2 separate regions of the Homo sapiens genome follow, and region 2 is linked to region 1. A link is an interaction called in ENCODE POLR2A ChIA-PET data of the cell type or tissue named here. Cell type or tissue: PC-9. All regions are shown on one strand. Each heading gives the region's core, and the rest is flanking DNA. Links, peaks and the distances in the headings are about the cores only.

Region 1 (8,332 bases), core at 235-8,234:
GTGCACTCCTGAATTGCTATGCCAGCACAGTGGAGAAGTATTGTTTGGGGAAGAACATACTTTCCAAGATTTTGCTTATTGTTGATAATGTTCCCAAACGTCTGCCTTTTACTGGTGATCTTCATCCCGGTATCAGAGTGGTGTTTCTGCTTTCAAATACCACCTCTTTGATCCAACCAATGGATCAAGGAGCTGTAGCAGCTTTTAAGAGCTACTACTGTATTAGTCCGTTTTCACGCTGCTGATAATGACATACCCCAGGCTGGGTAGTTTATAAAGAAAAAGAGGTTTAATGGACTCACAGTTCCACGTGGCTGGGGAGTTCTCACAATCATGGTGGAAGATGAAAGTCACATTTTACCTGGCGGGAGACAAGACAGAATGAGAACCAAGAGAAAGGGCTTTTCCCCTATAAAACCATCAGATCTTTTTTTTTTTTTTTTTGAGTCCGCGTCTCGCTCTGTTGCCCAGGCTGGAGTGCAGTGGTGTGATCTCAGCTCACTGCAACCCCCACCTCCTGGGTTCAAGCAATTCTCCTGCCTCAGCCTCCCCAGTAGCTGAGATTACAGGTGCGCACCACCACACCCGGTTAAGTTTTGTATTTTTAGTAGAGGTGGGGTTTCACCATATTGGCCAGGCTGGTCTCAAATTCCTCACCTCAAGTGATCTGGCTGCTTTGGCCTCCCAAAGTGCTGGGATTACAGGCATGAGCCACCGTGCCCAGCCCCATCAGATCTTGTGAGATTTATTCACTACCATGAGAACGGTATGGGGGAAACCACCCCATGATTCAATTATCTCCCACCGGATTCCTCCCACAACACGTGAGAATTATGGGAGCTACAATTCAAGATGAGATTTGGGTGGAGACACAGCCAAACCATATCTGCTACCCAAGGAAGACCTTTACCCAGGCTATTACTGCAACTGAGAGAGACACTAAGGAGACACTGATGTAATTCTAGAAGGATTACAACGTTTACGACTGCATCAAGGACCTTTCTTGGGACTGGGGCAATGTCATCAAGGCATGTCTGCATGGCATCTGGAAGAAGAAACTGAATAGGTTTGTTCATGACTTCAAAGGATTTGCCAAGGATAAGAAGGTTGCAAAAAATCAACATAGCTGTGGTTGGAGATGGCAAATAACTTTAACCTTGGTGTGGATGAGGATGCCATTGAGGAGGTCCTAGAGGTGGTTCCTAAGGAACCGATGAATGAGGGGTTGTTGGAACTGGAACAGGAACACATAGCTGAAGAACAGACAAGAGAAAAGGAAACTGCAGAAGAAAAAGAACTTCCAAGAAAATTCACAGTGAAGGGCTTAGCAAAAGCTTTTACAGACCTCAACCAGATCCTTTAAAAGCTTGGAAAGATGGGCCGGGAGCGGTGGCTCATGCCTGTAATCCCAGCACTTTGAGAGGATGAGGTGGATGGATCACGAGGTCAGGAGATCGAGACCATCCTGGCTGACACGGTGAAACCCCGTCTCTACTAAAAATACAAAAAATTAGCCAGGTGTGGTGGTGGGCGCCTGTAGTCCCAGCTACTTGGGAGGCTGAGGCAGGAGAATGGCGTGAACTCAGGAGGTGGAGCTTGCAGTGAGCCGAGATCATGCCACTGCACTCCAGCCTGGGCGAGAGAGCGAGACTCCGTCTCAAAAAAAAAAAAAAAAAAAAAAAGTTTGGAAACATGGACCCCCCGACAATGAAAGGTTTTCCTTAATAGAGAGGAATGTTTATGGTGCAGTATTTGCTGACAAGAAAATCTACGATGAAAAAAGAAACAGGTCCAGGTGCAATGGCTCACACTTGTGATCCCAGCACTTTGGGAGGCCAAGGCAGGAGGATTGCTTGAGCCCAGGAGTTCAAGAGCCTGGACAACATAGTGAAACCCCATCTCTACAACAAAGTAAAAAGATTAGCTGAGCATGGTGGCACATGCCTGTAGCTTCAGCTACTTGGGAGGATGAGATGGGAGGATCACTTGAGCCCAGAAGGTTGAGGCTGCAGTGAGCTGTGATTGTGCCACTGCACTCCACTCCAGCCTGGGTGACAGAGTGAGAATCTGTGTCCAAAAATAAAACAAAGGAAAAGGAAAAAGAAACAAACCAAGCAAACCACCATGTATTTTTTCAGAGTGATACCTTCTCGCAGGTCCTTTAGGAAGTATTCCAGAATAACGCATTGATATTGTAGGAGATGACGGCCCCATATGTGTTACTGCCCTTAGAGACCTTCTGGTGGGATGAGATGTGACGGTGGAAGGTGGGAGACACTGATATTGATGATCTGGACCCTGTGTAGGCCTAGGCTAATGTGTATGTTTGTGTCTTTTTTTTTTTTCAGGCTTAATCACTTCATTTTTCTTGTATAAAAACCCTATGTTGTAGCCACAGCTGGAGCCTGGGTCCACTGCACCGAGACTCTAGTGTGGGTCTTGACGAGGTGGTCAGTGAATTCCTGATAGAGAGACTTAGTGAATACAGTCTCCTTCCAGAGGTCGGGGGTCAGGTAGCTGTAGGTTTTAGAGATGGCATCAAAGGTGGCCTTGGCGAAGTTGCCCAGGGTGGCAGTGCAGCCCTGGGCTGAGGTGTAGCAGTCATTGATACCAGCCATCATGAGCAGCTTCTTGGGCACAGGCGCTGAGACAATGCCAGTGCCCCTGGGTGCAGGGATGAGGTGCACCGGCACAGAGCCGCAGCGGTCTGTCATCTTGCAAGGGACGGTGTGGGGCTTGCCAGTCTTGTTCTCCCAGCAGCCTCTGCTTATGGGGACAATGGAGAGCTTGGCCAGGATGATGGCCCCGCAGATGGCAGTGGCCACCTCCTTGGAGCACTTAATACCCAGACCGACGTGGCCATTGTAGTCCCCGATGGCAACAAACGCCTTGAACCTGGTGCGCTGGCCGGCACGGGTCTGCTTCTGGACCGGCATAATCTTCAAAACCTCGTCCTTGAGAGAGGCCCCCAGGGAAAGGTCAATGATCTCAGATTCCTTAATGGGCAGGGAGAAGATATAGATCTCCTTCAGGGACTTGATCTTCATGGCCTTGAGCAAGCGGCCCAGCTTGGTGACGGCATCCACTCCTTATCCTCGGCCTTGCCTCCGCGAGCTCCGCAGCCTTGGCCCCGGCCGCGTCCACGGCCGCGACTCCGGCCCCCGATGCCACTGCCGAAGCCTCCGCGGAAGCCACCATTGTTCCCCATCCCAGTGCCCCCAGGGCCTCCGGGCCCCCGCGCTGCACCGGCATCATCCGCCATTTGTTTTCTCGGATAAGAAGGTTTGTGTCTGTTTTTAACAAAAAAAGTTTAAAATATAAAATGTTTATTTATTTATTTATTTTTGAGTTGGAGTCTTTCTCTGTTGCCCCGGCTGGAGTGCAGTGGCATGATCTCAGCTTACTGCAACCTCTGCCTCCCGGGTTCAAGCGATTCTCCTGCCTCAGCCTCCCAAGTAGCTGGGATTACAGGCACCCATCACCACGCCCGGCTAATTTTTGTATTTTTAGTAGAGATGGGGTTTCACTGTATCGTTCAGGTTGGTCTCGAACTCCTGGCTTCAAGTGATCAACCCACCTTGGCTTCCCAAAGTGCTGGGATTACAGGCGTGAGCCACTGCGCCCAGCCCCCAAAATAATTTTAAACAGAAAAAAAGGCCGGGTGCGGTGGCTCATGCCTGTAATCCCAGCACTTTGGGAGGCCGAGGTGGGCGGATCACGAGGTCAGGAGATCGAGACCATCCTGGCTAACACGGTGAAACCCCATCTCTACTAAAAATTCAAAAAAATTAGCCGGGTGTGGTGGTGGGTGCCTGTAGTTCCAGCTACTCGGGAGGCTGAGGCAGGAGAATGGCGTGAACTTGGGAGGCGGAGCTTGCAGTGAGCCGAGATCGCGCCACTGCATTCCAGCCTGGGCGACAGAGGGGGACTCTGTCTCAAAAAAAAAGAAAAAAAAAGAGAACAGAAAAAAAGTGGCCGGGCGCTGCAGCTCACACCTGTAATCCCACCACTTTGGGAGGCTGAGGTAGATGAATCATGAGCTCAGGAGTTTGAGACCAGCCTGGTCAGCATGGTGAAACCCCATCTATCCTAAAATTACAAAAATTAGCCGGGGGTGGTGGCAGGCGCCTGTAATCCCAGCTACTTGGGAAGCTGAAGCAGGAGAATCACTTTAACCCAGGAGACGGAGGTTTCAGTGAGGTGAGGTTGTGCCACTGCACTCCAGCCTGGGTGACAGAGTGAGACTCTATCTCAAAAGAAAAAGTAAAAAAAAAAGAAAAAATTTAAAAATTAATTTAGTGTAGCCTAAATATACAGCGTTTATATGATCTGGAGTAGAGCACAGTCATGCCCTAAGCCTTTACGGTCACTCACCACTCACTCACTCACTCACCCAGAGCAACTTCCGGTCCTGCAAACTCCCTTCATAGTAAGTGCCCTATACAGGTGTATAATTAAAAAGAAAATATTTTATACCATGGTTTTACTGTACCTCCATGGTTTTACTGTACCTTTTTAAAATAAATAAATTTATCTGAGACAAGATCTCACTCTGTTAACCAGGCTGGAGTGCAGTGGTGGGATCAAGGCTCACTGCAGCCTCAAGTTCCCAAGCTCAAGCAATCTTCTCACCTCAGCCTCCAGAGTAACTGGGACCACAGGTGTGCGCCACCATGCCTAGCTAATTTTTTGATTTTTTTTTTTTTTTTTTTGTAGAGATGAGGTCTCACTATGTTGCCTAGGCTGGTCTTGAACTCCTGGGCTCAAGTAATCCTCCCGCCTTGGCCTCCCAAAGTGTTGGGATTGCAGGTGTAATCCCAACAGCTACTCAGGAGTACAGGCCGTGCCTGGCCTTACTGTACCTTTTCTATGTTTAGATACACAAATACTTATCATTGCATTGTAATTGGCTACAGTGTTCAGTCCAGCAACGTGCGGTATAGATTTGTAGCCTAGGAGCAATAGGCTGTAGCACATAGCCTGCATGTGTAGTAGGCTGCACCACTTAGGTTTGCGTAAGTGCATTCTATCACGTTCGCACAATGACAAAATTACCTAGCATCGAATTTCTTGGAATGTATCACTGTTGTTAAGTAATGCATGACTGTACATACCGAACAGAATGTAAACATATGTTTAGCAAGAATGTGTTTAAGAATATTCATAAAAACTTTTCATAATAACCAAAGGAAATAATCTGAATGCCCGTCAACAGTAGGATGGATAAATAAGCTGTGGTGTAGTTACATAATGGAATGCTACGTGATAATGAGAATGAATGATCTACAGCTATACTCAACAATGTGGATCAATCTTAAAAAAACATGTTGAGCTAAAGAAGCCAGATATGAAAGAGGAGTTATGGTATTATTCCATTTATGTAAAGCACAAAAACAAGCAAAACTAATTTATGCTGTTAGAAGTCAGGATAATGGTCACCTTTGGGGAGAGATAGTACTTGGAAGGAAGCATGAGGGGGCACTTACGGTGTGTTGGAAATGCTCTGGTTTTTTTTTTTTTTTTGAGACAGAGTCTTGCTGTGTCGCCTAGGCTGGAATGCAATGGCACATCTCGGCTCACTGCAGTCTCCGCCTCCTGGGTTCAAGCGATTCTCCTACCTCAGCCTCTCGAGTGGCTGGGATTACAGGAGCATGCCACTATGCCTGGATACCTTTTGTGTTTTTAGTAGAGACGGGGTTTCACCACATTGGCCAGGCTGATCTCGAACTCCCGACCTCGTGATCCTCCCACCCCAGCCACCCAAAGTGCTGGGATTACAGGCATGAATCACCGCGCCCGGCCATGCTCTGTATTTTTTTTTAGAGACAGGGCTCACTCTGTCAGAGCTCACTGGAGCCCTAAATTTCTGGGGCTCAAGTGATCCTCCCGTCTTAGCCTCCCAAGTAGCTGGGATTATAGGCATGTGCCACTACCCTTGCCAGAAATGCTGTTTCTTAAACCAAATTCTAGTACATGGGTGTGTTCAGTTTGTGAGAATTTGCCAAGCTGTATACTTGTGTTTGGGTACTTTATGTATATGTCAATAAAAAGTTTAAAAAAAAAAAAAAAAACCCAGGCCGGGCGCGGTGGCTCACACCTGTAATCCCAGCACTTTGGGAGGCCGAGGCGGGTGGATCACGAGGTCAGGGGTTCGAGACCAGCCTGACCAACATGGTGAAACCCTGTCTCTACTAAAAATACAAAAATTAGCTGGGTGTAGTGGCGGGCGCCTGTAATCCCAGCTACTCAGGAGGCTGAGGCAGGAGAATTGCTTGAACCTGGGAGGCGGAGGTTGCAGCGAGCTGAGATCGCGCCACTGCATTCCAGCCTGGCGACAGAGCGAGACTCCGTCTCCAAAAAAAAAAAAAAACAAACAAACCCCAGATTCCTGGGTTGAGAAATGCCATTAAGAAAACAAACAGGCAAGCTACAAATTGGGAAAAAATATTCGTAAAACATACCTGACAAAGAACTGGTAGACAGGATATAAGAGAATTTCTGCAACTTAATAAAGACAAATGACTCAATTACAACAAAATTGACAAAAAATATGAACCGACACTTCACAAAAAAAGATATACATGTGGCCAATAAGTACATGAAATTGTGCTCAAAATCGTAAGACACAAGGGAAATGAAAATTAAAATCACAATGAGGGCCAGGAGTGGTGGCCCACATCTGTAATCCCCTCACTTTGGGAGGCTGAGGTGGGAGGATCACTTGAGGCCAGGAGTTTGACACCAGCCTGGGCAAAATAGGGAGACCCGACCCCCCCCCGCCGCCTCTACAAAAACAAACAAACAAACAAACAAACAAAAAACCCACAATGAGATAGGCTGGCTGAAATTTTTTTTTTTGAGACAGGGTCTTGCTCTGTCACCCAGACTGAAGTTCAGTGACACAATCGTGGGTCACTGCAGCCTCAACCTCTTGGGCTCAAGTGATTCTCCCACCTCAGTCCCCCAAGTAACTGGGGCTAATTTTTTAGAGAGACAAGGTCTCACTATATTGCCCAAGCTAGTCTTGAGCTCCTTAGCTCAAGGCAATCCTCCCACCTCAGCCTCCTGAAGTGCTGGGATTACAAGCATGAGCCACCACACCTGGCCCACAGCTAAACTTAAGAAAGACTGGTAAGACTAAATATGAGGATATGGAGCAACTGGAACTGTCATACATTGTTGATGGGAAAGGCTTGGGAGTTTCTTTTTTTTTTTCCTTTTTTTTTTTTTGAGACAGAGTCTCGCTGTGTGCCCAGGCTGGAGTGCAGTAGCACGATCTCGGTTTACTGCAAGCTCTGCCTCCCGGGTTCATGCCATTCTCCTGCCTCAGCCTCCCGAGTAGCTGGGACTACAGGTGCCCGCCACCATGCCCGGCTAATTTTTTGTATTTTTAGTAGAGACGGGTTTTCACCCTGTTAGCCAGGATGGTCTCCATCTCCTGACCTCGTGATCCACCTGCCTCGGCCTCCCAAAGTGCTGGGATTACAGGTGTCAGCCACCGTGCCTGGCCCGGGAGTTTCTTAAAAAAACTAAATATATGCTTACCCTCTGACTCAATATTTTCACCTCTAGGTATTTACCTGAGAGAAAAGAAAATATATTTCCACAAAAAATATTGTATAAGAATGTTAATGGAAGCTTTTTTTTTTTTTTTTTAAGACCAAGTTTTGTTCTTGTCGCCCAGGCTGGCGTGCAACAGCATGATTTTGGCTCACTGCAACCTTCCCCTCTGGGTTCAAATAATTCTTCTTCCTCACTCTCTGGAGTAGCTGGGATTACAGGCATGCACCACCACGCCTGGCTAATTTTTGTATTTTTAGTAGGTGGGGTTTCATCCGTTGGCCGGGCTGGTTTCAACTCCTGAACTCAAGTTATACACCCACCTTGGCCTCCCAAAGTGCTGGGATTACAGGTGTGAGCCACTGCATCCAGCCCATGGAAGCTTTATTCCTAAAAACTCCAAACTGGAAACAACTCAAATGTTTATCAGTAAGAAAATGCTAAAACACTATTTTTATCTATACAAAGGACACTATTCATTAATAAAAAGAAATAAACTACTGATACATGTGACATGAATAAAACACTTCGCTGAACGAAAGAAGCCTAACATGAAACAGTTTGTACTACATACTTCCATTTCTATAAAGATCTAGAATAGGCAAATCTAATCTATGGTGGAAGATAAAAACCAGAAAAAGTGATTGCCTCTTAAAGGAATAAGGAAGGGATTGACAGGAAATGAGCAAAAGAGAACTTTCTGGAGTTATGGTAATGTTTTATATCTTGATAGGGATTTGATTTCCACAGGTGTGTGCAATTGTTAAAACTC
Region 2 (8,332 bases), core at 272-8,271, 170 kb before region 1:
TTCCAATCACTGCACAGGAACACACTTCCCTGTTTGATTCAGTCATAACCTCCTACCCCTAACCCACCAGTCCTCCACATTCCTCCAGATAGTTTTCTTTTTCCTTTCCCTTCCCTTCCCTTCCCTCCTTCCCCCACTCCTCCCCCTCCCCCCTCCCTGCCTCCCTCCCTCCCTCCCTTCCTTCCTTCCTTTTTTTGGTGAGACAGGGTCTCCCTCTGTCACCAAGGCTAGAGTGCAGTGGCACGATCTCAGCTCGCTGCAACCTCTGCCTTCTGGGCTCAAGCAGTCCTCCTGCCTCAGCCTCCAAAGTAGTTGGGACCACAAGCACGTGCCACCACATCTGGCTAATTTTTGTATTTTTTGCAGAGATGGGGTTTCGCCATGTTGCCCAGGCTGGTCTCGAACTCCTGGGCTCAAGTGATCCGCCCACCTCCGCCTCCCAAAGTATTGGGATGAGCCACTGTGCCTGGGCCAGATAGTTTTCTATGGTGTGAGATTTGTCAGGTTCTCGCAAACCTGTCAGGTCCCTTTCCAGGACTAAGCAGGGTCCACTCAGGCTTCTGCTCCCGCAGCAGCCTCCTCTGGGCTTTGCCTTCTCTGGGAGCCCATGGAGAGACCCTCGCCTGACTGCAGCCTGAGGCCTCAGGGTCAAGCGAGGCTGAAGGTCACATCCCAGGGCCTTTCTGGACGCAGCCAAGCCCCAGGAGCCAAGCTGGCCTGAGCCAGTGACTTCACACAAAGGAGCAGCTGAGAAGAGTCAAGTTGGGAAAGTCAGTGACTTGAGGCTGAGTAGAAATGAGAAGTGCTGGCTGTGGCAGGACCCATGAAGGATATGTGAGGATTGGAACCAGAAATGATCTCTGAGGAATGGTGGTCGGGGGGCTCATGGGGAAGCAAGGTCCTGCGAGCTGCTTCACCTTGGCCTCCTACTTCCCGCCATCCACCTCTGCTGCTGCTGCCTCTGCCTTCAAGTGGCCCAAAGGCTGTTCAGATGTGCAGCTGTTGAGTAAATCATGGTACATTCCCGTAGCGAACTGCCATGCAGCCATTTGGTGTGTTTGCAAAGAGGTTATGATATCATGGAAGAAATGGTTTTGTCATAAGGATAAGTGAAATGGCCAGATATAACAATTACAGTGGGGTGGTGAATGGAAGGCAATAGGCGAAGGTGGTAATAGTGCTTGCTGCCTGGTTGGAGGAATATGGGGTATTGTTGTTTTCTTCTACATTTTCCAAACTCTCTACGGAAACAGGTATTGATTTTATAATACAGGGAGAAAAAAGCCTCTGGGGCCGGATATACAGATTTTAAAAGCCCTGCTTCTCAGCTCAGCCTGTTATCCTGCACACATGTGCATACATACATAGTTCATCGATAACCTTTGTATATGGTAATGAAATTTGTTCTTTAGTATGCAAATGTATATCAATCTGTACACCAATAAGTGTTTACTGAGCACCTAATAAGCATCCAGCTATACCCTAGGATCTCTACCTCATTGCATGTAATGTGGAAAAAAAAAACTTGTTCCCTATTCATGACAGTCCCATCTCTCCCCACACTCCTCAGAGCCTTTGCCCAGGAGCAGAAAAAAATCATTCAGTCAGTAGGTGTTCAGTGTTGCCAAATAGCTATCTTTTTCCTCAGTCTTTCCTTACCTACCCTGAGAAAATATGTCTCACCTAACTTTGCTGTAGAGTCGTAGCGTTAAGTTTCCCCCAGCTCTTGGACATGCAGCATCTTACTTCAGATGTGTTTGCGAGAGTTTCCTTCGCTACTTTCTCCTTGCTTCCCTTCCCCTTCCCAATTGGAGAGAAGGAAGAAAAGATGAGTTGGGGGTCAGGAGTAGAAATGGGTCAGAGAAGAGTCTGTAATTATACTCATGTTTTCATCACAAACAACCAGTTGGAGGCGCTGCACAATCAGGAAAGAGAAGGAAGTGCATTTCATCTGAGTTGGAGTCTGGAAGACACAAGGGATATGTAGGAGGTGGTTCTCACTTTTATTGGGAGACAAGTGTGTATATAAAGTCAGTTTCCCTGCAGGATGAGAAGCATAGTCATGGAATTGCTAAAGAAGATATAAAACCCTCAGGACCAAATGACATGAGAAAATGGAGAAGAATTGACCTTGTCCCCAAGAAGTGACTTGACCACATCAGCCCCAGGTTCCCAGAATATACAAGCCCACACATCTGACTAGGCCTGGGCTAGAAAATGGGCGGAAATTGGGAGCACTCCCCATTTTCCTTGATAGAAATAGATGGAGCAATGAGTAAAATTCTATGCCTGCCACATCTGCTGCGTCCTCCACTAATGTATGCACTTGTCCATCCTGTTTTCCAAAGAGGGACTGCTTTCTGTCCAGCTCAGAAGAGCAAAACGAAGAAGGAACAATGTCAGCCATGTGTAGCCCTGAATCCTGCCCTACCATTGCGGTCGCTCTAGGGCTTTCAGCCAGAACTGGGGTGGCCAGATCTGATCAGTCTTCCAAAGGAGCGAAGAGCACTCCAGAACAGACAGCTGAAGCAGTTGTTACAGCAGCAGGATTGCAGGGCAGGCGACGCTTCACAACATCACCAAAGACTGATGCAAATTGGTTTGGTTCTGACCCTGTCACACCAGGAAGGATAATGACTCCAGCAGCGCCAGGCATGGGAGGGAGCACGTGGTGGGGGCTGTGAGGATTGGTGTCTCACTTCACATCTTCATTAATGATCTGAAAGACAGGGGTAAACAGCATGCTAATGAAACCTGCAGATGATTGGTGTTACAAACCCCAGAGAGGACAGAGAAATAGCACAACGAGACCCAGAGAGCTTAGAAATATGGGCAGGAGACTGTCAAATGAGACTCGTCCTAGGAAAATGAAAGTCGACACGTCAGGGAGGAATGATGAAGGTGCCTCTGGGTGGGGGCCTGCAAACCTGAAAAGCAGAGATGGGTGGCAGGGTCAGGAGGTTGAGGGATATGATAAGGTTTGGGGTGTGTTGGAGGGAGACAGAGGAGCTGACCTTGAGGACCCAGGGGACAAATACCCTTGTGCATTTCTGGTCAGGACTGACCATGGGGCCAACAGTTCATGCAGCTGGGGAACCAAGCAGGTTGTACTGGCCCATTGGCCTGTGTCAGCTCCAGGACCCCTCTGCAACCCAGGACCTCTGATTTCACAGTCACAAGCTATGCCTATTTGCACCCAAGCCATTAAGGCTAAAAGCGCCATTTTGACCCGACCTGCTATTTTCCTAAAATGAAACAAGCCAAAATACATCTTTAACATTTTGCACTAAATTATTGGGGAATAGGAAATTCAAGAGCAGAGAAAGCAAAAAATGTCCGTATTTTCAAGGGTTTCCCATTCAATAAAGATTTATCAGAGCGTAACTCATTTATATTAAATCTACAAATCTTAAGTGAACAGCTCAATGATTTTTTTCCTTGACCAAATCACTTCACTTCACCAAGTCTTGGTTTCCTCGTCTGAAATGAGCATAACAGCAGAACATATCTCACAGCTGTGTTGTAAAGATTAAATTAGACTCGGTAAAGCCCCTTGGGCACAGTAAGTACTCACATATGGGGTGATTATTATTACTGTTTATTATCCTCTAATTTTATTCCTTAAGCTTTACTCTTAGCTCCCTAAGTAAATGATTAATTTCTTGAAGTCAAGGACTGCCTTAAACTTCTTTTCAGCTCATGGGTGCTGAATAAATCCTTGTTTGATGGATTAATGTGTTAGAAAATTCTTTTCATATAAATAATTTTATTCTTACCTAACTCAGATCTACTTTAAATGAAATCACTTTCTTCAAAATAAAACAAAAACAAGTAAAATCCTTATATCACAAGAGTGTTTTGAAGACAAAATATTCTGCCTTGAGTCTATGTTAACACCATGTGCTGTCTGGTGAAATTTTAGGCCAGAGGAAATCCCAGCCTGATGATTAAGAGCTCACTTTTGGGGCCGGGCACGGTGGCTCATGCCTGTAATCCCAGCACTTTGGGAGGCTGAGGTGGGTGGATCACAAGGTCAGGAGATCGAGACCATCCTGGCTAACACAGTGAAACCCCGTCTCTACTAAAAATACAAAAAATTAGCCGGGCGTGGTGGCAGGCACCTGTAGTCCCAGCTACTCGGGAGGCTGAGGCAGGAGAATGACGTGAACCCGGGAGACGGAGCTTGTAATGAGCTGAGATCGCACCACTGCACTCCAGCCTGGGTGACAGAGCGAGACTCCATCTCAAAAACAAAAACAAAAAACAAAAAAAAAGCTCCATTTTTGAGTCCAGTCGGGTTTGAATTGGGGTGACTAGCCGTCTGATTTGCTTGGAACTCAGGGGTTTCCTGGGAGGAATAACAGTCTTGACCATGTGACCGTTGATCACTCTAGTTTTAATGTGGTTTCTGCTACTTAATAGCTTTGGGGTGTGGCCTTGGATAGGATTGTTACCCTTATTGAACTTAGTTTCCTTTTCCGTTAAAGGGGGAAAATAACTACTTCACCAGGTTGTCGAAAGGATCAAGTGTCCCAGATGCGTTGGTTCACACCAGTAATCCCGGCATGTTGGGAGGCTGAGGCAGGAGGATTACTTGAGTCCAGGAGCTAGAGACTAGCTTGGGCAACATAGTGAGACCCCATCTCTACAAAAAAAATGTTTTTAATTAAATAAAATTAGCCAGCGCAGTGGTACATCCCTGTAGTCCCTGCTGCTCAGGAGGCAGTGCCGGAAGGATGGCTTGAGCCCAGGAGTTCAAGGCTGCAGTGAGCTATGGTGGCAGCATTGCACTCCAGCCTGGGCCACAGAGTGAGACGCTGTCAAAAAAAAAGACAGGGGGTGGCAAGCATGATGCTCACACCTGTAATCCCATTACCTTGGGAAGTTGAGGCAGGAGGATCACTTGGGGCCAGGAGTTCAAGACCAGCCTGGGCAATATAGTGAAACCTCATCTCTCCAAAATTAAATTAGTCAGGCATGGTGGTGCACACCTGTAGTCCCAGCTACTTGGGAGGCAGAGGCAGGAGAACCACTTGAACCCAGGAGTTTGAGGCTGCAGAAAGTCATGATTGTGCTACTGCACTCCAGCCTGGGCAACAGAGTGAGACTGTCTCAAAAAAAAAAAAAAAAAAAAGAATTCAAAGAATATACCTTTGCCTATTCCACTTATACCCAACAAAAATGAGTTGACACCAAAAGACACGTGTGAAAACAATAGCAACTTTATTCATTCAAGTAAAAAACTGGGGAACAAAGGCCATCAGCAGGAGAATGGATAGATTGTATATTCTATGTGGAATGCCAACTGGCAATAAAGAATGAACAAACTACCATGCCGCTTCACACAGTAATATGGATGAATCTCCCAAACACGAATGAAGGGCACATACCGTATGACTCCATCTGTATGAAATTCTAGAACAGGCAGAACTAATCTATGTGATAGAAGTCTAAATAGTAGTAACCTTGGAGGTATTAACTGAAAAGGGGCCCGGGGAGCCTTCTGGGGTTTTGGAAATATTCTCTGTCTTGATCTGAGTGCTGGTTAACACAGGAGGGTATGTGTGTAAACATTCATCGAGCTGTGCAGTTAGTGGCTGCACACTTTAGGTAAGCTGTGCCTTAAAAGAAATTAAGGTTCTCTGAGCCTCTAGAGGGAAGTGTTGATGAAAGCTGATGGTTTTTATGTTTCAAACCACCCCATGGAAGCTATTTGGGGCAATAGCATAGGGGAATCTAGAGGATCCCAGACTCACCCTGGGTTCAAAGCTATGAAGTCAGAAAGAAGGACAGAAGATGGTCAACATGTCCCTTTGGCAGCTGCCACTCATGCTCCACCAGTGACTGAGCATAAGGGCTGGAGGGCCCTGTCCTGTGCCCTCACTCACCGTGACCTCAATGTGGGGGAGGGCTGTCAGTCAAACTCCAAGCCCAGATGCTGCACCCTTGGGCTCTCCTTCGAGGGAGCACCTTTGTCTACCCACCCTTTACTGAGAAATCAGTCCCCAGACTGGGGGCTCCTCAAGAGCGAGGACCAGATGTGTGTTTCTGTTTCTCCAGAGCCTGACCTATCATAGATGTTCATTGTACAGTTGCCAAATGGATGCCTCCAGTGACCTAACTCATCACTTAAATTCTTCCCAGATGGAACTGGCCACTGATCTTAAAGCCAAAGATAGGCTTTTTCACTCATGGATCATTCAGGCACTCCTTCCTAAAATAACTGGGATTCCAAGAGAGCTACCAGCATCTCTGACATGCTTCCGATCAGTGCAATTCTGATTCTGTTAGAAAGGATCTTCAGGCCGGGCGCAGTGGCTCACACCTGTGATCCCAGCACTTTGGGAGACTGAGGCGGGCAGATTACCTGCGGTTGGGAGTTTGAGACTAGCCTTTATTTTTAAAATAAAATAAAATAAAATAAATTCAGTTTCTTAGTTGCGCTAGGCACATTTTGAGTGCTCAGTAGCCACTTATGGCTACTGACTACCACTGTATTCGACAGTGCAGAACTGCATGCATTTCCATCATCATAGAAAGTTCCAGTGGACAATGATGGATTCCAGGTGATCCTCTTGGAGCCTGTAGCGGAGGGGAGGAAGGAAATAGGTGGGTAGGACTGGGCCCCCACCCCCAGTTCAACCAGAGGCACTTTGCCTATAAATTCAGATTTCAAGTTAGATTTCATTTGGGAAAAAAAAGTATGACTTTTTAAATACTTTTTGAAAAGGTAGTAAATACAAACTATATTTAAAATGAACAGATTATGAAAAAATACATCTTCTTGCCATCCCATAACCCTCAGACCACTAGTTAACAGCTTGTGGAAACTACACCTGTTCTGCAGCTTGCTTTTTTTTTTATCTTGGATCTTGTTCATATTGGTACCTAGAGATGTAACAGCTACATACTATTCCACTATATGGATGTGCCTTCAGTTACCTAGCCAGGCCCTGTGATGGACATTCAGGTCATTTCCTGTCTTCTGCTACTACGAACTATGTGGTGATGAGCAGATACCCTTGTGTTTAGGTATCTGTGGATATATCACTAGCAGGGGAATTGCTGGGTCAAAGACCACATGCATTTTAAACTTTAATATATATTGCTGAATTGCATGCCCCGTGCCCAAAAGAGATGGCAACAACAAGAAGGTCTTTTCCCCACACCTTCCACCAGGCCACTGTGATCAGGCCTGCAGGTGTCCTGCAGGGTAACGGTGGCTTATCTTGGGAGGGGGTTGCCATTGCCTCCCCACAGCACTGGGGCCCATTCCACCCAATCACTCTCTCTTCTTGTCACTCCTTCCTGCCACCAAGAATAGTTAACTTTTTATTTTAAAAAATTTTAATGGACTAGTTAACATTTGATTGAGCACTCATCAGGCCCCCGGGTACAAATCCTGCTCAGCCTGACCCTGCTCATTCAATTCACAGATTTGTCCTTTACTTCGGTGCTTCATGGACTCTTCATGACAACCTCCTGAGGCAGGTACCATTATTATTCCCATTCTACAGCGGAGAAGCCTGAGGTTTAGCGATTAAATCACTGGTTCACAGTCACCTAGCTGGTTAGTAGCAGAGCTAGGATCCAGCCCCAGGTCTGTGTCACCTCACAGCCTATGCTTAGTTCCAACAGGCTGCCCCACTCACCTGCTTCCCCTCATCCCTCCTCCCTTCATGGACACCAGCTCTCCCTCCCGCCCTCCGGCCCTGTTAATACCCCACTTCTCTTACGTGTCTTTGCTGAAGTACCCACAAGCCCTCACTCCCTGCCCACTCTCTCCCTCTTAAGGTCAGGGCAGACACCTCCATCCGGACCCTTCCTCCCTCACTGCCTTGGCTTCCTCTACTCTTGGCCTTGGGACTGCCCCACCTGAACTCCTGGGTCGGCCCAGCCCTCCCCTAGGTGATCGCCTCAGCCTACAGGGGCCGGGAGAGCTGGGGAGGGAGAAGCAGCGGCTTGCATCACCTGACCCTACTCAGCCAATTCACGAAGACAAGATGTCAAGTTAATGAGCCTGTGGGCCTCTAATTAGCTGTCAATTACCTCAAATTAATCACCTCCTCGCCTAATTAAGCATTATCGGCAGGTGGGCACAAAGCAGACCATTGTGTGAGAGCCATGAGAAAAGCTGGGCTGGCAAACTTGGTTAGGATCAGCTCTGTGCACTGCGCCCGCCTCCCCACAGCGCTCAGCCATGGGCCCAGCTGAGAGGCCCTGGGGCCCTCTGCCCACCACTGTCCCCAGACACTGGGGTACTTGGGGACCTCCTGGGAAGCTGAGTGGACTGGAAGGGAGGTACAGAGCCTAGAGGCAGGTGAGACAGCTT

The links. ChIA-PET counts read pairs that join two places held together with the same protein. Peaks named below come from ENCODE experiments on the same cell type or tissue, not always from the same donor. Only the 100,000 strongest peaks of a DNase experiment are listed, where the experiment ranks them.
Region 2: POLR2A ChIA-PET joins it to region 1 with 20 read pairs; 2 of 35 experiments call an interaction of 5 or more read pairs at or near these places.

Annotation. Positions count from the first base shown.
Region 1 is chr14:74,375,342-74,383,673 of GRCh38, forward strand. It overlaps the pseudogene RPS2P2. Among named protein-coding and RNA genes, the nearest start is that of VRTN, 31 kb to the left of the region's middle. In PC-9, for the core only: no CTCF peak of the experiment used is centred there; DNase peaks (open chromatin) are centred at 5,060 and 6,435; H3K27ac peaks cover 786 bases.
Region 2 is chr14:74,206,233-74,214,564 of GRCh38, forward strand. It overlaps LOC105370564 (a long non-coding RNA gene), which reads right to left. Exons shown (of 3, transcript XR_944025.3): 3 at 2,629-2,719. Among named protein-coding and RNA genes, the nearest start is that of VSX2, 29 kb to the right of the region's middle. In PC-9, for the core only: a CTCF peak has its summit at 1,927 (motif pointing right); no DNase peak of the experiment used is centred there.